Linked DNA regions of Homo sapiens: region 2 is linked to region 1. A link is a loop called in an ENCODE intact Hi-C map of the cell type or tissue named here. Cell type or tissue: pancreas. All regions are shown on one strand. Links, peaks and the distances in the headings refer to the core of each region. The heading gives the core; the rest is flanking DNA.

Region 1 (4,376 bases), core at 245-4,244:
CTCCTCCTCTCACCCTGGGACAAACACAGACTCCCCATGGCAACCAAATAGAAGGGGTGGAGTGCGGGGCCCTCCCGTCACCCTGCCTGGCTCCTGGACCGCCTTCTAGCCATGAGTTCAGGGTTGACAGCCATCTCCACAGGGCAGCCCAGAGGCCCTCACAGTGTGGCCTAAGCTTGGCATGGAAACGCAGGCTGCCGGCCTGTGTCGCACAGCGCTGTCCTCCTTGGCCCCAGGGGTGAGGAAGAAGGTGCTGGCCATGTGCAAAAAGCCACGTAGGGATTTTAGCAGAAGGCTGCCAGCAGGGCGGGTCCTGCACCAGGCCAGGGGGCTGCTGTCCCTCCTGACAGAGCCCCTCTCTGGAGCCCCCTCAGGCAACGTTGGGACAGGTTCACTGCTGCTGGGCTCACCCTCAGCCTCGTCCTGGCACCACCTTGGGGCATGGGGTTAGGGTTTTTATGCAGCAGCCCTTCCCTGATGAGGGTCCCGTAAGAAGCGTGCTGCAATGCATGGGAAGCCTGAGTGTGAAGCTGGTTCCGACTGAAATGCAGACACAGGTGCCGAATCCCTCAGCAGGATGCACCGCACACCCTGCATCTTCCAGGCACTCACGTGGCCCCGGGCCCTGGGTGCCGGTGTGTGTGAGCTGGGGAGGAGACTCTGTGTGTGCAGACATGGCTGCAAGGAGGACAGGCGAGAATGATCTGGATGCCAAGGGGATGGGACTGGGGAGCTGCTGCCCAGGCCGGGGTGTGGTGGGAGCTAGGCAGTGCAGCAACGGGGCCAGCCAGGCCCTGGGGGACTCACATGGGGGCCAGGACTGGTCAGACACTTGCAGTGGCCAGTCTAATCCCACCATGGTAGAGGAGAGGTCTGCAGGGGCCCCACCGGACTTGGGAGTGGACTGAGGCTGCAGGGGCTGTAAAGGGTGTGGGTCAGCTGGGCCGGGCACAGGGCTCACTGTCCAGCTGGTGACACTGACATGACCGAGCCTGCATCCCGGCTGTTGTCCCCATGTACCCGCTCCCTGCAGGCTGAGCTGGGGACACTGCACTATTTATGTGGTCACCGGGGCAACAGGGAGCTCGTCTGGAGCCTTGGGACGCTATCGGTGGCAGCTGAGGACAATGAGATGAGGCAGGAAGCTGCACTGTGGCCCAGGGGAAGCCCCTTCCTCTGCAGAGCTGGAGCAGCACTTCCCTCACTGGAAACCAGTGGCAGGGAGGGTGGGGCCAGGCAGGGCCTCTGCACGAGCAGCAGGTGAAGCTCAGGCTGAGGATGCCCTCCCAGGCCCTTGGTCGCCACATCCGACTGCAGCCTCACATTCTCCGGGCTTCGCACAAAGAAGCCCGCTGCCAGGGAGACGGTGCTGCTGCTGGGGGCCACCAGGAGACAGCCTGGGGATGGTGTGGCCCTAACCGGGACCCATTGACTTCCCTGTGGAGGAGCTCAGGGCTGTCCTGAGCCTGAACCTGCCAGGCAAACCCCGTGGAGCTGCCTGAGCCCATTCCCGAGCCAGTCCCCAAACCTGCAGGCGCCATGGCCAGGCAGTCACCCTGAAGGCGTCCACCCAGAAACAAGGGTTCAGCTGGCAAGGGACTCCCCCCCACCAAGATTCCAGGGCAGTGTCTTCACCTGGACAGCTCCCTGGGACTCAAAGCTTTTTTCATGGAACCAGGTTGAAGCAAATCTTTCACCGCACACTAGGGTGCCCTGCTGTCCATTGGCCGCACTTTGGCCAGCGAGGTCCGCGCTCTGCGGGTGGGCTTGGGTCGTCCTCCTGGGACATCCGTCACCCATAGGAACGATGCTGGTGACCTTAATTTGGCTATGTTTTGCCCAGACTGACCCAGCTAGCCACTCTGCCCATCACCCACTCGGGTAACCCTTCCTGAGCTGGCGGGGAGCCCCGGGATAGAGATGACACGGAGCACCGTGTTCTCAATTTTCTCTGCTTCTACTTTCACGTTTAATTTTATGCCGGTAGTGTTTTATGTTCCAATGAGCAATAAAAAGTAAAAGAAGTAGAGTAAGTGTCTCCCTTTCATCACCCAAACTGCCTGCCCTCTGGAAGTTTCGGTCTCAAGCTGTCTTGAGAACCGTAGCTATGCTGGAACCTCCCCTAGCAACAATCTGTATTTTGTAAATAAACGGCGCCGCAGCGCCAGCCCAGAACACACACCCTGCGCCCTTTGTTAACACTGCTAACCTTTCCCCCGCCCTGTTCTGCAGGCAGGAAAAGAGAGGAGGTGGAGAGCGAGCCCACAGCCCCTACTCCTGGGGCCCGGTGCGGTCACGTCTTGTCGTCTTATCAATCCCTGCGGGGTTCAAAGCTGACACGTGCCACTGAAGGCGCCGCGCCACTCCATGCTGGTGAATCTTCCACTGCAGCTACCGAGCTCGTGCTGCCCTGGGCCACAGCAAGGAGCTTTGCTGGGAAGAGATTTCTCCAGATTAAACAGAGTTACAGATTCCAATCCATTCCACACAACAGGCCCTACAGACGCTGTGGTGGCGGCGGAGCCTGTTTCCCTTTGCAGAAGAACAGACGCGGGCACGCGGGCACTGAGGCATGCTCTGGAAGGGCCCATACACGCGGCCGCTGGACGGTTGGCCAAGCCTGGCACTCAAACGTCCGCCTAACCTGGGGTCTTTATTCCAATTCTTCCCCACTTTCCACAACACAGCATCCCTTACCCTGCACCTGACCTCCCTTGGGGTCAGGGGCTGCAGCCACTGGGCCTGGGAGGTCACTTCCCAGAGCCGCCCGGGTCCCTGCAGGTGCCGGATAGCACAGGCACCCTCCAGCCGCCACAATGCAAAGCCACATGCTGCTGGCCAAGGGGCCCGAGGGGGTCGCTGAGGTGCAGGCATGGGGAGTGCAGCCGGGGATGCCGTCCTGAGCCCAGCGCCGGCCAGCGGGAGGGGCAGCATGGACAAGGGCTGGGGCACCAAGTGCTCCTTTAGAAATGGAGATCCAGGTGTGGAGTGGGGGGTACAGGGGAGCCACAGAGGGTTCACCTACCAGAGAGCAGGTGACAGCTCAGAGGCACGCGTGGCCGAGCCACGGGCCAAAGGAAGAGTGGAGAGAAGGGATTCTAACAGCACATAAGGAAACAGCCAGGTGTGGAGGGTCGACTCGATCCCCCACATAGGTCCAAGCCCTAACCCGCAGCACCCGTGGATGTGACCTCGCTTGGAAATAGGGTCTTTGCAGATAATCCTGTCAGGGCAAGGTCTTTTCGGGTAGGCCCTACTCCAATGACTGGCATCTTTACAAAAACGGGAACCCAACGGCAGCAGACACACGCAGAGAAAAGACGGTGTGAACACGAGAAGACGAGCCACAGAGAGCGGCCAGAACCATCCCCTCCAGCAGCTTCAGGGGGAGCAGTGTGCAGCCAGCACCCGATTCCAGACCCCGGGCCCCAGAACTGTGAGACCAGATATGTCTGCTGTTGCAGGCACCCGGTTTTTGGTGCTTTGTGATGGCAGCCCCAGGACACGCCGCGGCCACCTGGTGATGCTGAGGGAGAGAGACAGATGGTGGCCAAAGCAGCAGGGGAGGGCACCTTCCTCTGCAGAGCATGCACTGGGCCCTGCGGTGGAATCGCAGATGCAAACACAGCATTTTACACCCCTAGCGTAACTGTGATTCAGATGAGGATTGCAACAGAAAGCGATATGCCTGAGACTCAGAGTCCACATGTGCACCACTCCGGACTGGCAGGGGCAGTGACCCGGCCCACCCTCCCAAGGAACCGCTGCGTCCCCACCTACAGGGCCTCCTGACAGTGCAGCGGGACAGGCCACCACCACCTGTGCAGCGTTCTTCTGAAACTGCTCAGCTTCAACCACACAGACCCCCAGGTGGTGGAGCAAGACACTGGTCTGGATATGCCATGATGCTGTGGTCAAGGAGATACCAGCAGCTGCCAGGAAAAGGCAGGCGGGCGCTGTGCTGACCTAAACACACCAAGAGACTCCGTCGCAACATGCCCAGAACCTCGGCCGGATTCTGGATTAAAAAATCCTGTCAAGCACATCTGGGGGCTGTTGGAGAATGTTGGCGTGGACTGCCTTGACCACGGTCCGATCACAGCCTGTCTTCTCACCTGCCATGAAGGTGCAATACAGGAGGACACCCGTGTCTGGAGGGCATGTGCTAGAGCAGGGAGGTGGGCCGTGCAGCACAGGGTTAGTGACTGTGGGCTTTAGTGACATCCTCATCCCTCACTGCAGGACACCCGGGGCCAATGGGGCTGCCATGCAGCTCTGTGGGTCTGTGGATTTCTGGGCCCTGGAGGTGGGGGAGGCCATCTAGGACCCAGGCTTTGGGGGTATGGGGACTCAGGGATGTAGGTGGAGAACTCGGA
Region 2 (4,376 bases), core at 262-4,261, 54 kb before region 1:
GACCAACCAGCCCAAGAAACATCTCACCAATTTCAAATCCGGTAAGCGGCCTCCTTTTACTCTCTTCTCCAACTTCCCTCACTATCCCTCAACCTCTTTCTCCTTTCAATCTTGGCGCCACACTTCAATCTCTCCCTTCTCTTAATTTTAATTCCTTTCATTTTCTGGTAGAGACAAAGGAGACACGTTTTATACGTGGACCCAAAACTGTGGTGCCGGTCACAGACTGGGAAGGCAGCCTTCCCTTGGTGTTTAATCACTGCAGGGACGCCTCTCTGATTATTCACCCACGTTTCAAGGGTGTCAGACCACGCAGGGACGCCTGCCTTGGTCCTTCACCCTTAGCAGCAAGTCCCGCTTTTCTGGGGAAAGGGCAAGTACCGCAACCCCTTCTCTCCTTGTCTCTATCCCTTCTCTGCTTTTCTGGGGAAAGGGCAAGTACCCCAACCCCTTCTCTCCTTGTCTCTATCCCTTCTCTGCTTTTCTGGGAGAGGGGCAAGTACCCCTCAACCCCTTCTCCTTCACCCTCAGCGGCAAGTCCCGCTTTTCTGGGGGAGGGGCAAGTACCCCAACCCCTTCTCTCCTTGTCTCTACCCCTTCTCTGCTTTTCTGGGGAAAGGGCAAGTACCCCAACCCCTTCTCTCCTTGTCTCTACCCCTTCTCTGCTTTTCTGGGGAAAGGGCAAGTACCCCAACCCCTTCTCTCCTTGTCTCTATCCCTTCTCTGCTTTTCTGGGAGAGGGGCAAGTACCCCTCAACCCCTTCTCCTTCACCCTCAGCGGCAAGTCCCGCTTTTCTGGGGGAGGGGCAAGTACCCCTCAACCCCTTCTCCTTCACGCTTAGCGGCAAGTCCCGCTTTTCTAGGGGGCAAGAACCCCCAATCCCTTATTTCCACACCCCGACCTCTTATCTCTGTGCCCCAATCCCTTATTTCTGTGCCCCAACCCCCCTTCCCACTTTTCTGGAGGGTAAGAACCCCAAACCCCTTCCCTCCATGTCTCTACACTCTCTTTTCTCTGGGTTTGCCTCCTTCACTATGGGCAACCTTCCACCCTCCATTCCTCCTTCTTCTCCCTTAGCCTGTGTCCTCAAGAACTTAAAACCTCTTCAACTCACACCTGACCTAAAACCTAAATGCCTTATTTTCTTCTGCAACACTGCTTGGCCCCAATACAAACTTGACAATGGCTCTAAATGGCCAGAAAACAGCACTTTCAATTTCTCCATCCTACAAGACCTAAATAATTTTTGTCAAAAAATGGGCAAATGGTCTGAGGTGCCTTATGTCCAGGCATTTTTCACACTTCATTCCCTCCCTAGCCTCTGTTCCCAATGCGATTCCTCCCAGATCCTCCTTCTTTCCCTCCCGCCTGTCCCCTCAGTCTCAACCCCAAGTGTCGCTGAGTCTTTCCAGTCTTCCTTTTCTACAGACCCATCTGACCTTTCCCCTCCTCCCCAGGCTGCTCATCAGCAGGCTGAGCTAAGTCCCAATTCTTCCTCAGCCTCCACTCCTCCACCCTATAATCCTTCTATCACCTCCCCTCCTCACACCTGGTCCGGCTTACAGTTTAGTTCCGTGACTAGCTCTTCCCCACCTGCCCAGCAATTTACTCTTAAAAAGGTGGCTGGAGCTAAAGGCATAGTCAAGGTTAATGCTCCTTTTTCTTTATCCCAAATCAGATAGCGTTTAGGCTCTTTTTCATCAAATATAAAAACCCAGCCCAGTTCATGGCTCGTTCGGCAGCAACCCTGAGACACTTTACAGCCCTAGACCCTAAAAGGTCAAAAGGCTGTCTTATTCTCAAAATACATTTTATTACCCAATCTGCTCCCAACATTAAATAAAACTCCAAAAATTAAATTCCAGCCCTCAAACCCCACAACAGGATTTAATTAACCTCGCCTTCAAGATGTACAATAATAGAAAAAAGTTGCAATTCCTTGTCTCCACTGTGAGACAAACCCCAGCCACATCTCCAGCACACAAGAACTTCCAAACACCTGAACCGCAGCTGCCAGGCGTTCCTCCAGAACCTCCTCCCCAGGAGCTTGCTACAAGTGCCAAAAATCTGGCCACCAAGCCAAGGAATGCCGACAGCCCAGGATTCCTCCTAAGCTGTGTCCCGTCTGTGCGGGACCCCACTGAAAATCGGACTGTTCAACTCACCTGGTAGCCACTTCCAGAGCCCCTGGAACTCTGGCCCAAGGCTCTCTGATTCCTTCCCAGATCTTCTTAGCTTAGTGGCTGAAGACTGACGCTGCCCAATCGCCTCGGAAGCGCCGTAGACCATCACGGATGCCGAGCTTCAGGTAACTCTCACAGTGGAAGGTAAGTCTGTCCCCTTCTTAATCAATACGGAGGCTACCCACTCTATATTACCTTCTTTTCAAGGGCCTGTTTCCCTTGCCTCCATAACTGTTATGGGTATTGATGGCCAGGCTTCTAAACCTCTTAAAACTCCCCAACTCTGGTGCCAACTTAGACAACACTGTTTTATGCACTCTTTTTTAGTTATCCCCACCTGCCCAGTTCCCTTATTAGGCTGAGACACTTTAACTAAATTATCTGCTTCCCTGACTATTCCTGGACTACAGCCACATCTCATTGCCACCCTTCTTCCCAATCCAAAGCCTCCTTCGCGTCTTCCTCTCGTATCCCCCCACCTTAACCCACAAGTATGGGACATCTCTACTCCTTCCCTGGCAACTGATCACATGCCCATTACCATCCCATTAAAACCTAATCACCCTTACCCCACTCAACGCCAATATCCCATCCCACAGCACGCTTTAAAAGGATTAAAGCCTGTTATCACTCGCCTGCTACAGCATGGGCTTCTAAAACCTATAAACTCTCCTTACCATTCCCCCATTTTACCTGTCCTAAAACCAGACAAGGCTTACAAGTTAGTTCAGAATCTGCACCTTATCAACCAAATTGTTTTCCTATCCACCCCGTGGTGCCAAACCCATATACTCTCCTATCCTCAATACCTCCCTCTACTACCCATTATTCTGTTCTGGATCTCAAACATGCTTTCTTTACTGTTCCTTTGCACCCTTCATCCCAGCCTCTCTTTGCCTTCACTTAGACTGACCCTGACACCCATTAGACTCAGCAAATTACCTGGGCTGTACTGCCGCAAGGCTTCAGAGACAGTCCCCATTACTTCAGTCAAGCCCAAATTTCAACCTCATCTGTTACCTATCTCAGCATAATTCTCATAAAAACACATGTGCTCTCTCTGCTTATCGTGTCGGATTAATCTCCCAAACCTCAATCTCTTACAAAAGAACAACTCCTTTCCTTCCTAGGCGTGGTTAGTGCGGTCAGAATTCTTACACAAGAGCCAGGACCACACCGTGTAGCCTTTCTGTCCAAACAACTTGAACTTACTGTTTTAGCCTAGCCCTCAGGTCTGCGTGCAGTGGCTACTGCTGCTTTAATACTGTTAGAGGCCCTCAAAAATCACAAACTATGCTCAACTCACTCTCTACATTTCTCATAACTTCCAAAATCTATTTTCTTCCTCATACCTGATGCATATACTTTCTGCTCCCCGGCTCCTTCAGCTGTACTCACTCTTTAAGTCCCACAATTAGCATTGTTCCTGGGCCGGACTTCAATCCAGCCTCCCACATTATTCCTGATACCACACCTGACCCCCATGACTGTATCTCTCTGATCCACCTGATATTCACCCCATTTCCCCATATTTCCTTCTTCCCTGTTCCTCACCCTGATCACGCTTGATTTATTGATGGTGGTTCCACCAGGCCTAATCGCCACACACCAGCAAAGGCAGGCTACGCTATAGTACAAGCCACTAGCCCGCCTCTCAGAACCTCTCATTTCCTTTCCATCGTGGAATCTATCCTCAAGGAAATAACTTCTCAGTGTTCCATCTGCTATTCTATCTGCTATTCTACTACTCCTCAGGGATTATTCAGGCCCCCTCCCTTCCCTACACATCAAGCTGGAGGATTTGCCACCACCCAGGACTGGCAAATTAGCTTTACTCAATATGCCCTGAGTCAGGAAACTAAAATACCTCTTACTCTAGGTAGACACTTTCACTGAATAAGGCCTTTCCTACAGGGTCTGAGAAGGCCACCACAGTCATTTCTTCCCTTCTGTCAGACATAATTCCTCAGTTTAGCCTTCCCACCTCTATACAGTCTGATAACAAACCAGCCTTCATTAGTCAAATCAGCCAAGCAGTTTTTCAGGCTCTTAGTATTCAGTGAAACCTTTATATCCCTTACGGTCCTCCGCCTTCAGGAAAAGTAGAACGGACTAAAGGTCTTTTAAAAACACACCTCACCAAGCTCAGCCACCAACTTAAAAAGGACTGGACAATATTTTTACCACTTTCC

Evidence for each region. A loop is a pair of places that touch in the nucleus more often than their neighbours do. Peaks named below come from ENCODE experiments on the same cell type or tissue, not always from the same donor. Only the 100,000 strongest peaks of a DNase experiment are listed, where the experiment ranks them.
Region 2: it touches region 1 in a loop (2.0-fold over the local background); 9 of 110 quality-filtered maps call a loop at or near these places.

The regions. Positions count from the first base shown.
Region 1 is chr5:757,076-761,451 of GRCh38, forward strand. All of the region lies in intron 4 of ZDHHC11B (zDHHC palmitoyltransferase 11B (putative)), which reads right to left. Among named protein-coding and RNA genes, the nearest start is that of ZDHHC11B, 25 kb to the right of the region's middle. RefSeq lists enhancers at 1,321-2,164, 2,165-3,008. In pancreas, for the core only: no CTCF peak of the experiment used is centred there; DNase peaks (open chromatin) are centred at 1,076, 1,356, 2,236, 2,976 and 2 weaker places; H3K27ac peaks cover 921 bases.
Region 2 is chr5:703,007-707,382 of GRCh38, forward strand. No RefSeq gene overlaps it. Among named protein-coding and RNA genes, the nearest start is that of TPPP, 12 kb to the left of the region's middle. In pancreas, for the core only: no CTCF peak of the experiment used is centred there; no DNase peak of the experiment used is centred there.